Regions from separate parts of the Homo sapiens genome. Here regions 2 and 3 are each linked to region 1. The links are chromatin loops, found by intact Hi-C in ENCODE. Cell type or tissue: Caco-2. All regions are shown on one strand. Each heading gives the region's core, and the rest is flanking DNA. Links, peaks and the distances in the headings are about the cores only.

Region 1 (6,928 bases), core at 1,268-6,267:
TGTTACAGCAGCCTGAGACGACTAAGACAACAGGTATTCGGTCCTTTTCTAGATACCTATCCCTGTTATCCTGAGTAGCCCCTTATGATCGGTTCCACCCAATTGACTGATGTAGCTATTGTTTCTGCTCATAAAGCACAGTGAAAAGCGGCATGACACAGTGGAAAAAATACTGGGTTTAAGGTTTTGAGGTGATGGTTCTAGTTCCCACCCTGGAATAAACTTGTTAAGAAAGTATGATCAAATCACCTCATCTTTCTGGGGCTGCTTCCTCATGTTTAAAATTGAAGGGCAATTGGTTGGTATTTACCAAAATTAATAACACACTTAACTTTTGAGCCTGCAATTCCTCTCTCAAGAATTTATCTTGCAGGTATAACTGCACATGTTTGAAATGACAGATGGATAAGATTATTCACTACAGAATTAAAAGAAAGAATTCTTTGGTGTGATATTTGGAACTCACAGTTTTCAAATCAACAGAGAAATAGTGAAATAACAATGATCCATCACACAATGGAGTGCTATGAAGCTGTAAAAAAGAAGGAAGGAGCTTTTTATATACTGATAAGGAAAAATATGCAGGATATGTTATTAAACGACCAAAGACAAGGTGAAGAAGAATGTACATAATCATACACCTACCCTATGACCCTGTAGCAACATTCCTATGGCTTTATCCCACATGAGAATCACCTGGAGAACGTTTAACAGTATTGATGATATGGCATCTCAAGGCAACTGTCTTAGTCCGTTTTGGCTATAACAAAATACCATAAACCAGGTAACTTATAAGCAACAGAAACATCTCACAGTTCTGGAAGCTGGAAAATCCATGATCAAAGTGCCAGCCGATTTGGTATCTAGTAAGTGCCTGTTTTCTGGTTCACAAATGGTGCCTTCTTGCTCTATCCTCACATGGTGGAAAGGGAAAAGCACCTCTCTTGGAAAAAGGTCACTAAACCCTTTTGTGATGGATCTAATCAACTCCCAAAGCCTCTTCCTCTTAATGCCATCACCTTGGGAGTTAGAATTTCAATGTATGAATTTTGGGGAGACAGAAACATCCAGACCAGAGCAGCAACCTGTATGCTTCAGAAATATGAACAAAAGATCAAAAGAAATTTGAGGAATCAAATGGATCCCAAATCACCCTAAAAATTCTAAATGTTATCAATAGAAATGTGAGGAATCAAATGGATCAAAAACAACTCTAAAAATTCTAAATATTATCCTTAGAAAGATTAGGAAGGCAATTGTACTGCAAAACAAGTCAAGAAAGAAATTTTTGGAAATTAAAATAAGATTGCTGAAATCAAAGTCATTAGACCTCTCAAACATTATAATAGAGTTGAAAATCAAGTTATTGATCTAGAAGCTCAAGCAAAGAAATTTCCAACAACCAAAACCAAAAATGCCATAAGAAATAAAAGAGAAAGTAAAACCATAAAAAATGGGTTCAGGAAGTTAAGTAGCTGACTAAAAAAAGTTCTAAGAGATGAGAACAGATAGGAAAGAGGATGGAGGAGAGAATAATAATAATAAATAATGAAATGAAAATATCCTAGGTTTAAGAAAAATTAGATCACTCATATTGAAGTCCTCACCAAGGCTAAGTGAGTTTGATGGGGAAAAGACACATACTTAAATTTTACATACTGTTGAAATTAGTGAAAAGACAATTTAAAAAATTTCTAAGAGAGAGAAAAAAATGGGGCCACTTATAAAGGAAGGAGAATTAACAACAGATTTCCCTTCAGCAACAGTGGACACTAAAACTCAAAGAAGCAAAGATTGTCAAACAAACAAACAAACAAACAAAACCCTCTCTGGGATAATGACTATGAATTTAGAATTCCATGTTGAAACTACAATTTTTATGTAATATTTTCAATCATACAAGTTTCAGAAAGCTTGTTGCCCTCACAAGCTCTCCAAAAACATTACTCAAAAAGGCTGTCCAGCAGAACAACTGAGAAAGAAATATATTATGAGTCAGAAAGGTAGCAGCTGAATATGACTTGAAAAGGGAGAAAACTAAAAGGAAATGAAAAGAGAAGCCACTGGACCTTGATGCCTGGGGCATTATCCTATGAGTGGCTAAAGGTAAGTGTCTTAATGATATATTTAATTCTCTATAAATCCAATAGCATAACTTGGTTCTGTAGTAAATATTTATAAAAGCATAATCCCATTAATGCCTTTTTAAAGTTGGTTCAAAAGCTTTGAATTAACCTATAGACTACACATGGAATACATAATCATAGCCCCAGAACAGCAGATAAAGGGAAGTACAGGAGACGGGAGACACAGTCTCACTAGAGTGTAGAATTTCTAAATCTGGAAGTCAATAGCTACTTGCTAAAGTTGGGGGGTGGGGGAGGAAGAGGAAAATGTAATGTAAATTGTAATGATAACCCTAGAAAAATTACAACACAAAAACACTTGTTTATGTTTATTCCTGGGGAGAGAATTAGAGATACAGTAAGAAAGACAGCTTTTCATTTTTGATTAACAAGCTCCTTTATTAATAAAAGATTACTTAAATAACTCAAAGTAGAGCTATATAATGGAATACTGAGTGGTCTTTGGAAAGAATGAGATATGTCTATATATATTTTTGTGGAAGATTATCCACAATTATATATACTTAAGGTAAAAAAAAGAATTTGCAAAATAGAGTATCATCCCTATAAAGGTAAGAAAATTCTTTATATGTCTGTGTGCATGTATATAAGTAAATGCACTTAAAAATATCCGAAAGGAGAAGCTACAGGTTGAGGGTACAGGCGAAGAAAGGAGTCTTTCGGAATTTACTTTTCAAGCTTCTGAATTGTTTTACTGTTTGTAATAAGTAAATATAATACATAATATGTAAATATTACTTTTAAATAACTTTCATACTTTTTAATTACAAAGGTAATTTTCTTAAAAAGTAAGAAAAGCAAGTATATGAATGTATAGTGTTACTTTCTTCATTTAAAACTTTAAATGGGCAGGGAGCTATGGCTCATGCCTGTAATCCCAGAACTTTGGGAGGCTGAGGTGGGAAGATCGCTTGAGCCCAGGAGTTCGAGACTAGTCTGGAGACTGGGTAACATGGCAAGACCTCATCCCCTCAAAAACCACAAAACTTTGAATGTTTAAATATATTATTAAAATTAGTCTTTATTTTTTCATAGCCAAATAATGCCAGTATTATTTATTAAACTATTTCCCATGGAATGGAAACACTCTCATTTTCATATTGTAACATCCCACATGTACTTATATACGTTTCTTGGTTTGATTCTATCCCACTGCTCTATTTACTTTTTCTTGTGCAAATAGCTTTTTATAAAAAAATTATTACATTAACTTTAAAGCAAATTTCAATATATGGTACTACATGTACCACCTCATTATTCTTTTTCCCTCATACATTCTTGGGAATTCTTGCATTTATTTTTCCATATGAACTTTCAAATCATTCAATCCAGTATAAAAAACAAATCTATTGAAATGTTCTGGGATTAGATGAAACATGCAGTTTTAAGGTTAAAAAAAAAAAAACTTGAAAAAAAAACAGAGGCTATATGGTTAGATCAGCAGAGGTCAATCGCCACCACTGGAAGGACAATGCAAAGTAGGTCTCGTACTGATGGTATGAAGAACAAAAGCAATGACTGGGAGAGTCTTGTCTTCTTACATACAATCCTCAGTAACAGAAAACAAGTATGCTTGTAAACTTTCTCACAGGCCATGACGAAACATGAGTATTTACAGACAGCAGTGTTCACTGACCAGGGTCATTATAAACTGAACAAACAAACTTCGGTGAAGAGCAGGCATTTCTTCGGCTGCTCTGAAGGGGTGGTGAGAGGCAAGGCCACGTAGTCAAGAGTGAGGGCTGACTGCCCCAGGACTGTTGGTGTGAAGACGTAATTGACAGTCATAAATTAAATCTATTTATGTCACTGCAAAATGGATGACCAGGTCACTGAGGCACTGCAGCTACAAAGAGAGAGAAAAGGCTCTGACAGTGAGGAGTGTGCAGCTCTTTGAAGGAACTGTAATCCTGGGTGCAGAGGAGCCACGGCAGCACAGGGGGCTGGCTCCACACGCACTGGCGCTGTGGCAAGAAAATACGGTTCAGATCCCTGTTCTCCCATTTTCTAGTTATAGGATCTTGGGGTCTCTGAGCTTCAGTTCCTTTATCTGTAAAACATAGATAAATGCTTCTGAGTAGAGCTGTTGTGAACATTAAACCAGATACAAAGCCCCTTGGACAAAGCCTGACACATTGGAGTCTCTCAAGAGATGCTAGATATTAATGATAATCCAAAATGCAAAACAGATGGAAATAGGGCAGAGAAGGTAGTATTTAAGAGTGCCTGCAGTAGAAGAAAGTGTGTAAATGTGAAACTGAAGGACGCATGCAGGGCATTATTAAATACTTTTGTATTGTGAAATTAAAAGTTGCCAGAGGGGCTGAGTGTGGTGGCTCAGGCCTGTAATCCCAGCACTTTGGGAGGCCGAGGTGGGTGGATCACAAGGTCAGGAGTTCGAGACCATCCTGACCAAAATGGTGAAACCCCCATCTCTACTAAAAATGCAAAAATTAGCCAGACGTGGTGGTCTGCACCTGTAATCCTAGCTACTTAGGAAGCTGAGGCAGGAGAATCGCTTGAACCCGGGAAGTGGAGGTTGCAGTGAGCCGAGATTGCACCACTGCACTCCAAGCTGGAGATAGAGCAAGACTCCGTCTGAAAAAAAAAAAAATTGCCAGAGGTGGGGAAAGCTGAGCCAGCCAGAAGACTGAGAGGAACACAGGAATTCAATTGGAAAGAGTCTATATGCTAGGTCATGAAATCATGATTTTATATTATAGAAGTTTGTTTTTTTTTAATGGAGCAAAATAATAAGATTCATGTTTTATAAAGACCCTCCTGACAACAATATGGAGGATGTACTGGAGGAATTTGGAGGTAGGGCTGTGTGGTAAAACTGTAGGCAGGAGGATCATTTTATTTTATTTTTTAAGTCACAATGGAAGAGATATGATGTATGTAGGGAAAAAAACTAATTTAGAAAAAGACTATGTTTAATAGCTACAGAAGAGACACAAACTATGGGAGTTAAAGAATCGCCCTTGCTAGGCTCAGCCTCGCTTTCTTACCTTTCTTCTCTCTCGGCAAACCTAAAACTGATAAAGCTTTAAACTTCCCCAGGCTGAGTAACCTTGTTAGCAAGTGGGATAATGCCTGTAAGTTTGCAGGATTTAGATGCAGCAGGTAGATATGAAAGTGTAGTGTGCTTTGAGTATTCTGTCTTTATTGAATTTGCAGACCTACAATAGCAATGGCGGGAGCATGGCTATTTTTGCTTCAAAGTCAGTTGCTTGATTCAGTAGAAAGAGCACAGGCTACAGACAGTCAGACTGGGAGTTGAATGCTAGCTGCTCCACTTATGCTATAAGTAGGTAAATTAATTTCTCTCAGAAAGTCAGTCTCATCTGTTAGTGTCTCTCTCATGAAATTCACTAGTAGAAGTAGACAGAACAACAATAAACAAATACATATTAAAGAATGCTACTGATGGTAAAGAGCAAAGTGAGCAAGAGGATAGAAACTAACTGAGAACTGCTTTTTATTTAAGGTGGTCAAGAAAGGAATCCGTGAGAAGGTCATATTTAAACACACACTTGCAGAAAGTGAGAAAATAAGCTTTGAACACATTTTGGAAAAAGAGAATTCCATGCCTAGAAAACAGCAAATGCAAATGCCCTACAGCAGAAGAAAGCTGGGCTTGGGGGAAGGAAAATCAAGGAAGTATGTGTGGTTGGAGCGGAGCCTGGGCAGGGCAGCGTGAAGACTCACCCAGTAAGCATGGGCAAGCGTCCAGGCCAGGATCTTCTCTAACTGACCAGAGCAACAGGAAGCTGTCCTGGGCAGAAGAGAGGCACCATCTAACTGGCTTGAAGATCCCTAAGACTGCAGTGTTGAGTGCAGACTGTAGGGGACAGTGGGAGGAGAGATCTTCCAATAGTTAAGGAATTCCTGCAATGATTCCAGTTGAACAACGAAGAAGGCCCAGTCCAGGCTAGTAGGTGGAAGAGGTGTTCAGTGGTTATATTCTAGATAACGTTTAGAAGGTGGTGCTGATAGCATGTGCCGATGGATTGCCAAGGTGTGATCTTTGCTCAAGAGATTTTGGCTGGTCTTGTAAGAATAAAACAAAGTAAATAAAGTGCCTACAATTACTCAAAAACATCAGTTCTTTCCACCTTCCTTTGAGGTTCTTTGGCCTCTGTAGCTCAGGCCTCTGCAAGTGCTCAACATATGCAAAATCTGGTCAAGAGTGGCACTGGGTGATTTTTCAGCCATTGCTTATTGCCTGCTGTGTCCTTGTCTACTTGTTTTCTGGGTGAACAAAAACAAAAAGGTTAAGTACCACATTATTTTATATCTATTGCCAGGGCAAGCAAAGGCAAAAAGTGCTTGAGACAAGATATTTTCTTTCCCACAACAAGACTGAGGAGATTTACTGTAGGGTTTCACATTAAAGCAAAGCTAAGCAACACAAACAGACAAGCAAGCAAGCAAGCAAGCAGACAAACAAACTGGGTCCATTTCTCAAAGCTCAAAGCCCTCATCCAAGGAACTTTAATGAAGCCTTGAAAAGCAAACAGCAGTGGCAGAGGATTTAGTTCCAGGAGGGGGAAATTTTAAAAAAATTCATTGAAGATTATACATACTGGAATATGAATGAAAAATCATGGTTGAGTGTATTTAGCAGAATACTTGGCATTTGAGGGGAAAAAATCAGCCCATTTGGCTCAAACCTATCCCTGAAATCTAGTTCTCAATGATTACGCCATGAGGACACTCTTCTCTGAGTGAAGTTTTTATGTTAAGCCAACTGTGAGGGGAGCAGTCTTGGTTCTTCC
Region 2 (6,928 bases), core at 1,127-6,126, 350 kb before region 1:
AGTATTCCATGGTATATATGTGCCACATTTTCTTAATCCAGTCTATCATTGTTGGACATTTGGGTTGGTTCTAAGTCTTTGCTATTGTGAATAGTGCCGCAATAAACATACGTGTGCATGTGTCTTTATAGCAGCATGATTTATAATCCTTTGGGTATATACCCAGTAATGGGATGGCTGGGTCAAATGGTATTTCTAGTTCTAGATCCCTGAGGAATTGCCACACTGACTTCCACAATGGTTGAACTAGTTTACAGTCCCACCAACAGTGTATAAGTGTTAGACCTAAAACCATAAAAACCCTAGAAGAAAACCTAGGCAATACCATTCAGGACATAGGCATGGGCAAGGACTTCATGTCTAAAACACCAAAAGCAATGGCAACAAAAGCCAAAATTGACAAATGGGATCTAATTAAACTATAAATTCTTAAATACTCCTTCCTCCAAGAGTTTAATTTTCCATCACTTAAATAAACCTAGTGACTCACTTATTAACACACTTCTAAGAAACAGACTCTATGGAAAAGAAAAAATAGTAAACTTACATGAAGAAACCTGGAAGTTACCATCTCACCCACGTGACCAACGTTAATATCACCAGTAATTAAAAATACTGATATCATGTATCCCCTCAGAGGATGCAATAAAGGACATATTACCCATGTGGCATTTTCCTCCCAAAATCTACACCCTTAGTCTAAATATGAGAAAGCTCCAGACAGATCCAAACTGAGGACCATTCTACAAACACCTGACCAGTATTCTGCAAAAATATCAAGGTCTTGAAAAACAAGAAAAGACTGAGGAACTACCACAGATTAAGAAGACAATGGAGACACAATGACTAATTACAATGTAGTATATTGGATTGAATCCTTGAACAACAACAAAAATTACATTAGTAGAAAAACAGGAAATTTGAAGTAAACAATAATTTAGATAATATTATTGACAAATGTTAATTTCTTAATGTCCATGTTACTATGTGTATGTAATATGTTAACTTTAGGGGAAGCAAGATGAAATATATATGGGAAATCTTCATACAATCTTTGCAACTCTTTTGTAAACTTAAAATTATTTCAAAATTAAAAGTTAAAAAATCTCAACATAGGGTTAAGTATGTGCCATAAGGAAAACATGAGATGTTCTGGCAGAAGACTTTACTTGAGGAATTTCCTGGGAGATGGTAATATCTGAGATGGTCAAGGTTTTGGAGATGGGAGTGCAGAAAGAGCATTTCTTCAGCATTTTCATTCTACTGACAAACACATCTCTTTTCTCTCCCATCTGTTCTGTCCTCCTTCTTGCTTTCTTCAGTCTCCTTCCCAGTTATGTTGCAGATCAGAGAATTCTGTCTTCCTTGTACTGAGTTTATGCCACCAGGTTAAAAAATCACTAAAGATTTCTGGGAAGAGGTAAACCTCAAAAGAATGTACATATCTGCATCACTGACTTCTCAGACCACTTTACATTACGAAGATGAAATTTTGACAACAGACTTACTGTGATAACTCTGAAGGTCATTGGCTATGATATTATTTCTGATAATGTACATATATGTGGCAATGCCATTTCTTTTTAGGTAGGAGACAAAAATCTCTCTGGTGAGATTTTTTTTCAAATAATGAAAGTTTTATATCTTGAACATGTATTCCTGGAAAACTAAGGATCTACTTTTGGATGTAAATTCTCAAGAGAGCATGGAGGATTGACTTCACCAAAAAAAAGTAACTTTTTAAATCCAGTGTTCCCACTCAATGTTCATTTATTATTCATTTAATTGTTCATTCAACATTCTTCGAGAACTTGTTGTATGACAGATCAGGAGATACAAATGTGATTATCTTGACCATCCCTGAAGCTGTTAGTCCAGTGAAGTTCAAAGATATAGTTCAGAATCCAGATAATTTACTGATCTACCTGTCTTCTATAATGGCCCATTAAAAGGATTATTGTAAATTATCTTATGTGATTGTACAATCCATGCCAATTTTTAAAATATTTAATTGTTGGAAGTAGAATGCAGAAGTGATAGGGTCAAAGGCTATGTCTTATCTTGAGTAAAACTGAAATCACCATATCTAACCTAAAACCAGAACAGATGTATTTTGTTCTATTCCCAAATCAAATTTTAATAACCTCAGATGCTTCATTTGTGTTTGATACATTTTGAGTTCTTGTCCATCCCTGGTAAGAGTAATATGGTTGTTGAAAGATCTAGGCACCTATTTATGGCTCTAAAAGGCATCATAATATCCATTTACTTTACTTTTTTAATATCCTAAAGTTTATCTACAAAGTTGAATGAATTCAAAGTTAATTTGGATAACTTTTTTTCTGATCCAAAATTTAGTTCTGAATATTAGGTGAGTTGCCTAATCTGACAAATTCAAAGAAATTTTGAGCACAGATATACATGACATATTATCCTAGACATTCTATCAGACCCACTAGTAAAATTTCTTGGATCATTTCTCCTTAATATATGAAATCTTCTGAATAGTATAACCCTGTACTTCCTTCAACTAAGACTTGTCTAATGATCTCATCAAGGAAACTCTTGCCTAGACTCTTGCTTTATATTTAGATCTATTTCCACTGGCAAACCTTCTTGATTTTTCAAACATGGGTACTTAATAGTTTTAAATTATTTTCCACTAACTGAAAAAAAATAACGTTTAAAAGAGATTATTGTGTATTACTAAAGAAATATGTTCATTTTCTAAGAATCTATTTGCAAGCAGATATTTTTTATTTTAAAAAGACAAATTGTACACACCAGATACAGTGACTATAAAGCTCACTGATTTGTAATTAGTGACCTACATATGCAATTTACCATCTCTGAGACCTTAAACCTGTCCTAGGTGTAATTAAATGAGTAATGTATGTAGAAGCACCATAACTTTCAAGCGTCATATAAAATGATAATTTTGTATTATTAATACACATATTATTAGCATTCATTCATTCAACAAACATTTTATTTAGAACTCTTATTTAGAAACTAGGCATTATTTTCTTCAAGTGGCTTTTCCTAACCTTTTCCTGCCTACCTCCCCAGACTAACTCTGGTTCATCTTTATAATGCCATAATTTAGCTCATGATCTGAAACATAGCAAGAACTCAAAAAAAATTTATTAAATAATTTCAGGCATTCTTAGCCTTCTACTCTCTTCTACTTCTGACAGTATTTTCTAAATTAGGTTGTGTTAAAGTTACCTGATAACTCCCAGTTTCATTCCATATGACCTGTAGTCTTGAGCATTTTCATTTTGAATCAGTTTAAACTTGGCAGCATTATTAAGGTAATTAATGCGCATTCATACTTTGAGTTTTATATCTTCATTTAAACTCCATCTCTTTTTAAAAATTTAATTATGAAAGGCCCACCATATGTTTAAAAGCCATTATGATTGTTTAGATAGGGAGAGACTGGTGCTCCCTCTGCTGGCTCTGAAGAGAAAAAAGATAACTGGAAAACCATTGCAGAATTAGACTGACATTCTGGCCAAGGCTTGCCACCCAAAGGATGATTTTAGAACTCTGAGATGCTTTACTGAATTGACTATATAACCTGAACTACACTAAAATACCACACTAACACCTATGCTTGTCAGACATGAAAGAAATTATAGAAAGTGGTATCTTAAATTCAAGGTTAGAAAAGCTTTTTATTGAAAATAAATCTATATTCTAAAAGCCCTGATTTGATTATTATACAATTTATGTATGTAACAAAATTGTACTTGTACCCTAAACATTTCAATAAATAAAAAATAAATAAACCAAGAAGAATAAAACAGTAAAAAGCATAAAATAAAACTTGACAGCTGGTATTAAAATAATAGGTGTATAAAATAACAATGATAATTTTTTCTAGGTGTGAGTAGTTGTTAACTTTGCAACTCCAACATATTATGTGTGTAGAGTATTTTACAGTTGTGACATAGATTAATGAGTATTATGCCAATTGATCCACAAAAATAAATGCTTACAGTTAATAGGCCAATAATATTTCACCGTTGTTCCCTCCATTTGAAAGAGAGGAATGTCACCAAGGATGTATAGCTCTTCTACAGGACCAGCAAAATAATCCCATGACCACTTCAGATATTAATGATAGCTAAACTCTAATGAATGCTTACTATGGCTAGACACTGTAACAAGGAGTTTATAAGCAATGCCTTCTTTAATTCTCGTAACAGCCCTATAAAGGAGGCATGATTATCATTCCCATTTTATAGATAAGGAAATTAAGCCACAGTCACTTTCCAGCCCAAAATTCAGGATGACACCCCAATATCCAAGGTAAATCATGTGAAAACTCACAGAAGCCAACTCAAACACAGGTGATAAGTTGCATGGAAATCGCACACAATGTGGAGTACCATGAAATATTGACATACCGAAGTCTATTTTATCGACTAGAAACAAAATTTTTAGTGGTGAATATTACAAAAAATATATATATATATATATATGAGTACCAACCAAGGTATATTTGTATTGCATATGTTTAAATATAAAAGTAATATATACATAGACTCTAGATTTGAAGGAGGATCTTAGGTCCCAGAATGTCTTCAGCTCTAATAAACATGGACACCTTATGCCTTGCAAAATTATTATTCACTTATTAAATTTAACAAAAGCTAAAAATTCTTCAGATTATGTTTCAACTCTTTTCAAATCAGTCCTGGAAGTCTCCCCATCTCCTTTTACACGATAAAAATTGGCATGAATTAAAATCTTTTGAACCCTCCCCTAACCATTGGGTACAAGCTTTGTATTTAGGCTCAACATGTTTTCTCTTTAGGTCTTCAAACAGACTTTGCTGAAATCTTGGCTTTTCAAATGACTTGAAATATCATGAGCCATGACAGTAAAAATTTACTTGGTAACAGAAACAACATGAGACTGAAATCAAAGACCTCTTACTGATCTTAATTTTGGGCCACATCATCCACTTTGCTTTGTAGGATTTATCCACAAACTCCTGAGTTTCTGTAGGAAATGCTAAATTTCTTTAACATCTCTAAAATGATACAGATCTCCACATTCTCAGAATACACAGAAATTTTCAGAAAAGGATATTTTACAAAGTTAAAACTATCTACAATGAACCCAATTACCTTATGAGGTGGTGAAAGGGCTTCATTAGCTGTCCAGATTGCCATTTTTGTGCTCACTGCTTATCTAGCTGCATACACCGAGTAAACAATCAGCAGCAGTTACCAAACTATTAAAATAATAGCAAATTATGAGGCAAAAACTTCACATTCAGAAAATTCCACTCATAAACTTAATATTTTCTGAGCTTTTGAGAAGATACCAACGTGGTTAAATTTTTTAGCAATACCCCAGTATTCTAGGGGAGGCTCATTTGAGAACCACGTCTTATGGGATTCAGTCTTTGATCCTCCACCATCATGTTTCCTTCCATTGTTTCCCCAAAATAGAATCCACAGGAATTGTCATCACAAAAAAAAAAAAATGCCATGTTGAATTGCTTTTAATTTTATTTTATATTTGAAGGAAATTGAATTAAATCAAGCACCAGTGGATTGGCTCAGAGAGGGCAAAGCATGGGAGAAAAAGGCACTGGTTGCCATACAGTTGGCTGAGAAGGAACCAGCTGAACCTTAAAGGATTGGTGGAGGTTGAGTGTGGCCTGCTGTGACAGTGTAGAATCCCTGGCAGCCCCAGACATGGGAGGAGCTGCTGCTTACCCCCAGGCTCATCTCCAGGCACCTCCATGAGGTACTCATAAAAAAGATGGGGGCACAGTGGGTAACTGGGGAGAGTCCCTCTTAGATGATACAGGCCAGGAGAAGGGGAAGAGCAGCCACTATGGGGAAAGCATGAACCCCAGCCACCCTGCCCAGATCATCCTCTCAGAAAGAACAAAAGCCTTGAGCCTCTGTAACAGAGGCAGAAAACCTTGTCACTCCCAGGCACAGGTTAAAAACCTATTGTTGATGACGGAATAAAAAAGAAAAATTATCTATCCCTGGAGGAGGGCCAGGAAACAGTCTTGGGCCCAGCCTCAGGATCTTATATTCATGCCATTAGAAGTGAGCTGTCACCACTGGGGAAGGCCAAGAAACTCTCTCCTATACCAGGACATCAGAGAATGCCCTCCTTCCCCTTCTGCTACCACCCCACAACCATACCACCAACATACTATTATCATACAATACAGCAATTTCATTCCTATGTATTTACCCAAGTTAAAGGGCTAAGTGCCCACAAAACATGTACACAAATGTTTATAGCAGCATTATTTATAATTGCTAAAAAGAACCTAAATGGCAACAACCTAAACTTCCATAAACTGGTGAATGGATGACAAACTGTGTTTTGGCCATTTGGTGGAATACTATTCACCAGTAAAAAGAAATGAACTATTGTTTCACGCATTAACGTGGAGGAATCTCAAGTGCTTTATGTTAAGCGAAAGAAGGCAGATACTAAAGATGATATGATATATGCTTCTCTTCTTAAAATATTCTAGAAAGGCAAAACTATAATGACAAAGACTTCAATGGTTGCCTGGAGGTGGAAGAGAAGGAAATTGACTACAAAGAGGCACAAAATAACTTTTGGAGGGGATGTGAATGTTTTATATTTTAATTCTAGCAGTGGTTACATGCCTATATACACTTTTCAAGTCCATAAACAAGGTGAATTTTATTTTATTTATTTATTCTGAGACAAGGTTTCACTCTGTTGTCCAGGCTGGAGTTCAGTGCCATGATCATGGTTCACTGCAGCTTGACCTCCTGGGCTTAAGCTATCTTCCCACCTCAGCCACCTAAGTATCTAGGACTACAGGCACACATCACCATGCCTGGCTAAGTTTTTAAATTTTTTTTTGTTGTTTTTTTTTTGTAGAGATGAGTTCTCACTATGTTGCCCA
Region 3 (6,928 bases), core at 685-5,684, 790 kb before region 1:
AAGCGCTGATCTTGAGGGGTTGAGGAAGACAGAAACCTTTTTTAATGACAAGGAAACAAAAGCAGAAATAATACTTTTTAAATTATTTTTAAAATCTTACTTGTGATGCATACTTAATGTCCCATAGTTGTGTGGGCTTTTCTCCAGAAGTACAGCTTCACAAAGGGTTATTTATTTATTTACTTTATTATACTTTGAATTCTGGGATACATGTGCAGAATGTGCAAGTTTGTTACATAGGTATACATGTGCCATGGTGGTTTGCTGTACCCATCAACCCGTCATCTACATTGGGTATTTCTCCTAATGCTATCCCTCCCCTTGCCCCCAACCCCTGACAGGCCCTGGTGTGTGATGTTTCTCTCCCTGTGTCCGTGTGTTCTCATTGTTCAATTCCCACTTATGAGTGAGAACATGCAGTGTTTGGTTTTCTGTTCCTATGTTAGCTTGCTGAGAATGATGTTTTCCAGCTTCATCCATGGTTATTTTGAGAAAAGTTTAGAGTAAAATGAAGGATAGACAAAGGCCCTCTGTGGTCAGAGTTTGTGCTCTGAAAGGGGGTCCCTTTCTCCATGGTGCTAGGTAGTCATGGTGATGCACAGACAAAACAGAAATGATCTCCTTGTTTTCTTCAACAAAGTTCCAATTACTCCCAGTATCTTCAAAATGGGTGAGAATGAACCTCTGTGAGTGCAACATGCTCCATGGTTTGTGTTTATTTACTTTATTTTTGCTGTAAGGTTGCAGGCTCCTTTGTAGTCTACAAACACCTTGAGAACAGGGATGGTCTTTACTCATCATTGTTCTTATTCCTCAGCTCAAGGCCTGGACACATACCAGGCATTTAATAAAGTGAGTTCTGTTAACCTAATCTTTAAATGTTGATATTGCTTTCTTTTCAGGAGATAAACTTATTTAGGTCACACACATACACACACACCACATGCATTCACACTCCAGAAAACTAAATCTGACACATACACACACACAAAGAACAACTGATGTAAAAAATAATAATGGTAAATTGAAGGCAATAAAACATTCATTTTTATACTAAAATTAAAAAATAAGATACAAAGAAAGCTGAGCATAGAAGATTGACATATACAGAAGCTATAGGAAAACAGACCCACAAAGCATTATTTCATATCTCCATGCAGTGATTTTTTTTTTCTCTAACTTGGGGAATGAGGTAGAATTTCTATTGCCCCCCACTTTCTGTTGGCTGCTGATGGTTACATTTCCTCTTCTGAGAGTCTCACATATTGACCATAGATGTTGTTGTCACTAAATAAACCACATGCATCATTAATTAAATACGAATTAGTAAAAAAGGAAAGAGGTATAGTGGGTTGAATAATTTTTCCCTAAATTTATGTACATCTGTGTCTTGGTTCATTTGAGCTGCTATAACAAAAATACCATAGACTAGGTAATTTATAAACAAGAGAAAATTTATTGCTAATAGTTTCTGGAGGCTGCAAGTTCAAGATGACTTCCTATTCAGCGTTTGGCAGGGGTCTACTCACTGCTTCATTGATGGTGCCTTCTTGCTGTGTCCTCACACGGAAGAAAGGTTGACCAAGGTCTCTGAAGCCTCTTTATAGGGCAGTAATCCAATTCATGGGGAATCTGTCCTCATGGCTTAATCACCCCCACCTCCACCCCGACCCAAAAGAAAAGCTGCATCTCTTAATACTCTCACATTGGGGATCAAGTTTGAACATATGGGCTGGGCGTGGTGGCTCATGCCTGTAATCCCAGCACTTTGGGTGTGCTGAGGTGGGAGGATCACCTGAGGTCAGGAGTTTGAGACCAGCCTGGCCAACATGGTGAAACCCCATCTCTACTAAAAATACAAAAAATAGCTGGGCGTGGTGGCACACGCCTGTAATCCCAGCTACCAAAGAGGCTGAGGCAGGAGAACCACTTGAACCCTGGAGGTGGAGGTTGCAGAGAGCCGTGATGGTGCCACTGCACTCCAGCCTGGGTAACAGAGCAAGACTGTGTCAAAAAAAAAAAAAAAACAGTTTGAGCATATGAATTTTGGGGGTATACAAACATTCAGACCATTCCAACCTGGAACATCAGAATGTGACCTTACTTGAAAACAGAATCTTTGTAGATATATTTGGGATATAAAAAGGATTCTGGAATAAAACCACCCTGGATTTACGGTGCACACAAAAATCTAATGCCAGGTGTCCGTATGAGAAGATGGAAAAATACAAAGACACAGGGGATAAGGCCATTTGTAAACTCTAGCAGAGACTGGAGTTATGCTGCCACAGACCAAGAAATGCCAAGACCCATCAGAAGCTGAAAGAGGCAAGGAAGGATTGCAGCTTTCCAAGGAAGGGTGTCCCTACTAACACACCTTGATTTTGGACTTCTGACCTTCACAACAGTGAGAGAATACATTCTTGTTGTTTAAGCCACCCAGTTTGTGGTACTTTGTTATGGTGGCCTCAGGAAACTAATACAGGAGGTTTTCTGTTTAGCATATTATAGGATATTGACTTGAGTAGGAGCTCAGATTCCACAGAGAGATAGTTGGATGAGGTCTATGTATTAACACCATATTGAATACAAACTCTGTAAGTGGGAAGCATTGTTTCCAGGAAGAGCAAATACCACATTCCAACCATATTTATGGTTGTTGAGTCAGGGAGATTCCTGTCAACACTACCTTATCAGCAACTGTCTGGCTGAGAGTAAGAATAAACTTTTGCCTCTTTTATATACAGATTTTATGTAGTTAATTAAATAAATGTTAATAAAAACCATATTAAAGCAATTTCTAAAAATATCTTTTTTAGCCACTTTTTTTTAGGTCTTCAATAGAATAATGAAATCCGTGAAAAATCCTCAGGTCTTCAGGGTTTCATCTTGATATCTTATCATTCTGTCAAACTATAGGCTGAGGGAGAAACATTCTGCAGCTTCCCTTAGAAGACCTGCTTTCAATCTATCTTTCCACAGAGGCATTTTTCAGGATTCCTGTGTCTAGATTTCACCCTGGGAAAACCAGGGATAAAACCATCAGTCACATTAATTGCGGCCCAGGGAATGTTCAGCTGGCACATGTGACTAGACCAGTGGTAGAAGGCATGCAGGACTTAGGATTTTACATTTCTTTACATTTGGCCTTTACATTTCTTGTTACAGACATTGTTTATTAATGTCATTTCACACAGGAAAAAAATGAAGATCAGGATATTTAAGTGAATTGCTCAAGATTACACAGCTAGTAAATGACAGACTCAAGTCCTGAGCCCGACATAGTCTTGCCCCAGGGCTGTGCGCCATGTTGCTTTTCTCAAAATGTGCTTAAGCCTATTTGCTTGATCACCCTCCTTCTTGAGCTCTAGAAGGGCAAACACCATCTGTCTGTTGAAAACAAAATGAGAGTGCCTATTTTTTGCCAGACACTGTGAGAGTAAACAGTGGTTTATAATCCAAGCTCAAACAGTGTATTGGCTGAGTAAAATTTAATAATTACTTTACATCATTTAGATAGTCTGGTTGGATGATTGGCAGTAATTTTCCTATGTTTTTCACTCTTTTGAGGAACAGGCTGGCCCTGGGAGACGGGATGGAGTGAGGAGGAAGAAAAGGCCGCATAGCTTTTACAAATCTTATCAAAGTCAAAGGTCTTATGGACATACCTTTGCAATATGGAAGTGACTTAAGTGTTATGTGTTTCCACGCACTCTTCTTTTAGTAATTTTTCCATGGGAAAACAAACCCATGACTCAGTACAATTTGAGAAAGTAAATCACCTAAAATTTCACAACAGAACTCCCCCCAAATGGTGGTGGGAAGCCACCGTTAGAAATAAATTTCGGTCTACTATTTTTTAACTAATTTTTTAAATAGTGGTAACATACACATAAAACTTACTATCTTAACCATTTTTGAGTGTGCAGTTCAATAGTGTTAAGTGAATTTCCATTGTTGTGTAATCAATGTCCAGAACTTTCCCATCTGTCACAACTGAAACTCTATCCCCATTAACTCCTCATTTTCCCCTTTCCTCAGCTCCTGGCAAACATAATTCTACTTTCCATTTCTATGAATTTTATTACTTTAGACACTTCATATAAGTGGGCTTATAGTATTTGTCTTTTTGTGGCTTATTTCATTTATCAGGCCTGCAAGATGTATCCACGTTGTAGTATTGTGTCAGAGTCTCATTCCCATTTAAGGCTGAATAATATTCATATATATATATGTATATATATATATACAAATTATTTTTCCATTCATGTGTAGATGAACACTTGGGTAGTTTCTAATCTTGGCTATCGTAAATAATGCTGTTATGAACATAGGTGTACACTCTACCTACTACTTTTTATCACAATTTAAACTCTTCCATTTTGAGAAAAGTTGTAAATTAACAGAATATGTTTTATTTAGAAATTTAATCATCATTTTTCTTCTCAGATATAACAAGAACAACACAAAGAAAGTATTTTTTCTTTGAAGTTCATAAAGTGCCATTGCATAATTTATTTTTACATAAAAATACTTTCTGGGTTGAGCACAGTGGCTCATACCTATAATCCCAACACTTTGGGAGACTGAGGTGGGAAGATCAGTTGAGGCCAAGAGTTCAAGACCAACCTGGGCGAGAGAGTGAGACCCTGTCTCTACAAAAACTTTAAAAAATTAACCAGGCATGGTGGTGGATGCCTGTAGACCTAGCTACTCAGGAGGCAGAGGTTTGAGGCCAGGAGTTCAAGGCTGCAGTGAGCTGTAATCACGCCAGTGCACTCCAGCCTGGGCAACAGAGTAAGACCTTGTCTCAAGAAGAAGAAAAAGAGAAGGAAGGAAGGAAGGAAAGAAGGAAGGAAAAAGAAAGAAAGAAAGAAAGAAACGAAAGAAAGAAGGAAAGAAAGAAAGAAAAGAAAAAAGAAATAGAAAGAAAAGAAGAAAGAAAAGAAAAAAGAAATAGAAAAGAAGAAAGAAAGAGGAAGGAAGGAAGAAAGAAAAAGCAAAGAAACAGAGAAAGAAAGAAGAAAGAAACAAACAAAGAAAGAAAGAAGAAAGAAAGAAAGAAAGAAAGAAAGAAAGAAAGAAAGAAAGAAAGGAAGAAAGAAAGAAAGAAAGAGAAGAAACTTCAGAGTACATTGCTGCTTTGAATTGAGTTGTGCATTAGGAAGCATCAGTCTCCCAGGGAGGAACAGAGAGCTGATAAGGTAGCATGCATTCTCCCAAATCTGTCCCACCCAGAGAATAATGCTCTAGATTTTTCTGACATGTTTCTGGAGGGTGATAATGCTAAAAGTCCCTTGCAGAATCATTTCCCATTACTAAATTCACCTGCTTTATTACGTCTCAGGAATGAATTTTTTCAATTAAGTCTTCCCCTTGTTTTTGTTGTGTTGTAACTACTTTACGATGACTGCCCTACTTAGGGATGGTATCTTAGGCCATTTGGGCTGTTACAAACATTTTTGTTACAAAAATACCATAAGCAGGATAGCTTATAAACAACATAAATTTATTTCTTACAGTACTAGAGGCTCGGAAAGTTGAGATTAAGTCACTGTCAGAATCGGTATCTGGTGAGGCTCAGTTTTCTGGTTCACAGACAGTGACTGTCTTCTCGCTGTGTCTTCTCTTACAATGGCTTTCCCTTGCAGTGGATCTCTCTTGCATCTCTTTAATAAAAGCACTAATCTGATTCACCGATTCATGAATCACGAATCACTTTTGAAAGATCCCGTCTCCTAATACCATCATATTGGGAATTGGAATTTCAACATAGGAATTTGGGGGGAATATTAGTCTATTGTTGATGGTTTGATGACCTAATTCTCATGGTGGTTTTAACCCATGCTCTGTTTTAATAAAAATAAAATGTTGTAAAATTATATAATTTTTTCTGACAGATAACTCCACCCTTTCCTCATACTTTATCCTCTTTAAAATCACTATATATTTAGAAGATGGTTTATTTTCTAGGCATTTCTGCAAACTGATTAGGTCGAACTTTTATTTTTCTTTGACCAAATATTATATTTATTATCAAATATATGCATTCTACTTTGATCCTCCTGATCCTCCCTCCATTACCCCCAAAAAACCTTTTAAGGATCATATCATTTTAATTAGGAAGTTCTTCGGCTACATTCAAAATATGATTTTTCTTTATAAAATTGGACTAATAACTCCAATTTGTGCAGACCACATCTGAAGAATGTTACAAACGTGTGTGAACTCTGTAAGGCTCCCAGTCCAACTTTTTTTTTTTTTGAGTCGGAGTTTCGCTCCTGTGGCCCAGGCTGGAGTGCAGTGGTGTGATCTCGGCTAACTGCAACCTCCGCCTCCTGGGTTCAAGTGATTCTCCTACCTCAGACTCCCGAGTAGCTGGGATTACAGGCATGCACCACCACGCCCAGCTAATTTTTGTATTTTTAGTACAGGGGGGTTTCACCATGTTGGCCAGGATGGTCTCAATCTCTTGACCTCATGATCCACCCACCTTGGCCTCCCAAAGTGCTGGGATTACTGGCATGAGCCACTGCACCTGGCCCCAGTCCAACTTTTATGTCTCCATTTTCATCTTTCCTAATCCAGCCTTATACTGGAAGCTTCTTCGGACTAAGCCAAGTAAACCTTAGGTCTTCATGTTCATATGGGGACCTTAATATTGATACGGGGCTTGTACACTTTAAAATATTTCCACATATGTTAAGCTTGTGGTGATCCTCTGAGGCATGACAGATACTATTTTCCTTGTTTCATAGAAGAGAAAATTTGAGGTTCCCTGGCTTCCAGTCTGGCACTCTTCCTGCTATTCCATGCTGTGTTCTCTGATTGAAAAATAGTAAGTCTTTGGTATTCCCCAGCTTGGTCAAATCTGTTTAAAGATCACTTAGCCCACTTTTTTCTGAGTCCATATGAACCAAGTGATCCT

What was found. Hi-C counts contacts between places; a loop is a spot of excess contacts. Peaks named below come from ENCODE experiments on the same cell type or tissue, not always from the same donor. Only the 100,000 strongest peaks of a DNase experiment are listed, where the experiment ranks them.
Region 2: a loop joins it to region 1, with 3 times the contacts of the local background. A loop is called at or near these places in 4 of 110 quality-filtered maps.
Region 3: a loop joins it to region 1, with 2.4 times the contacts of the local background. A loop is called at or near these places in 2 of 110 quality-filtered maps.

The regions. Positions count from the first base shown.
Region 1 is chr2:138,716,592-138,723,519 of GRCh38, forward strand. All of the region lies in intron 1 of NXPH2 (neurexophilin 2), which reads right to left. Among named protein-coding and RNA genes, the nearest start is that of NXPH2, 60 kb to the right of the region's middle. In Caco-2, for the core only: no CTCF peak of the experiment used is centred there; a DNase peak (open chromatin) is centred at 3,850.
Region 2 is chr2:138,370,695-138,377,622 of GRCh38, forward strand. No RefSeq gene overlaps it. Among named protein-coding and RNA genes, the nearest start is that of SPOPL-DT, 130 kb to the right of the region's middle. In Caco-2, for the core only: a CTCF peak has its summit at 3,470 (motif pointing left); no DNase peak of the experiment used is centred there.
Region 3 is chr2:137,926,373-137,933,300 of GRCh38, forward strand. LOC101928273 (a long non-coding RNA gene) reads right to left here and starts at 1,560. Exons shown (of 3, transcript NR_120402.1): 1 at 1,530-1,560; 2 at 1-36. In Caco-2, for the core only: no CTCF peak of the experiment used is centred there; DNase peaks (open chromatin) are centred at 3,059 and 3,311.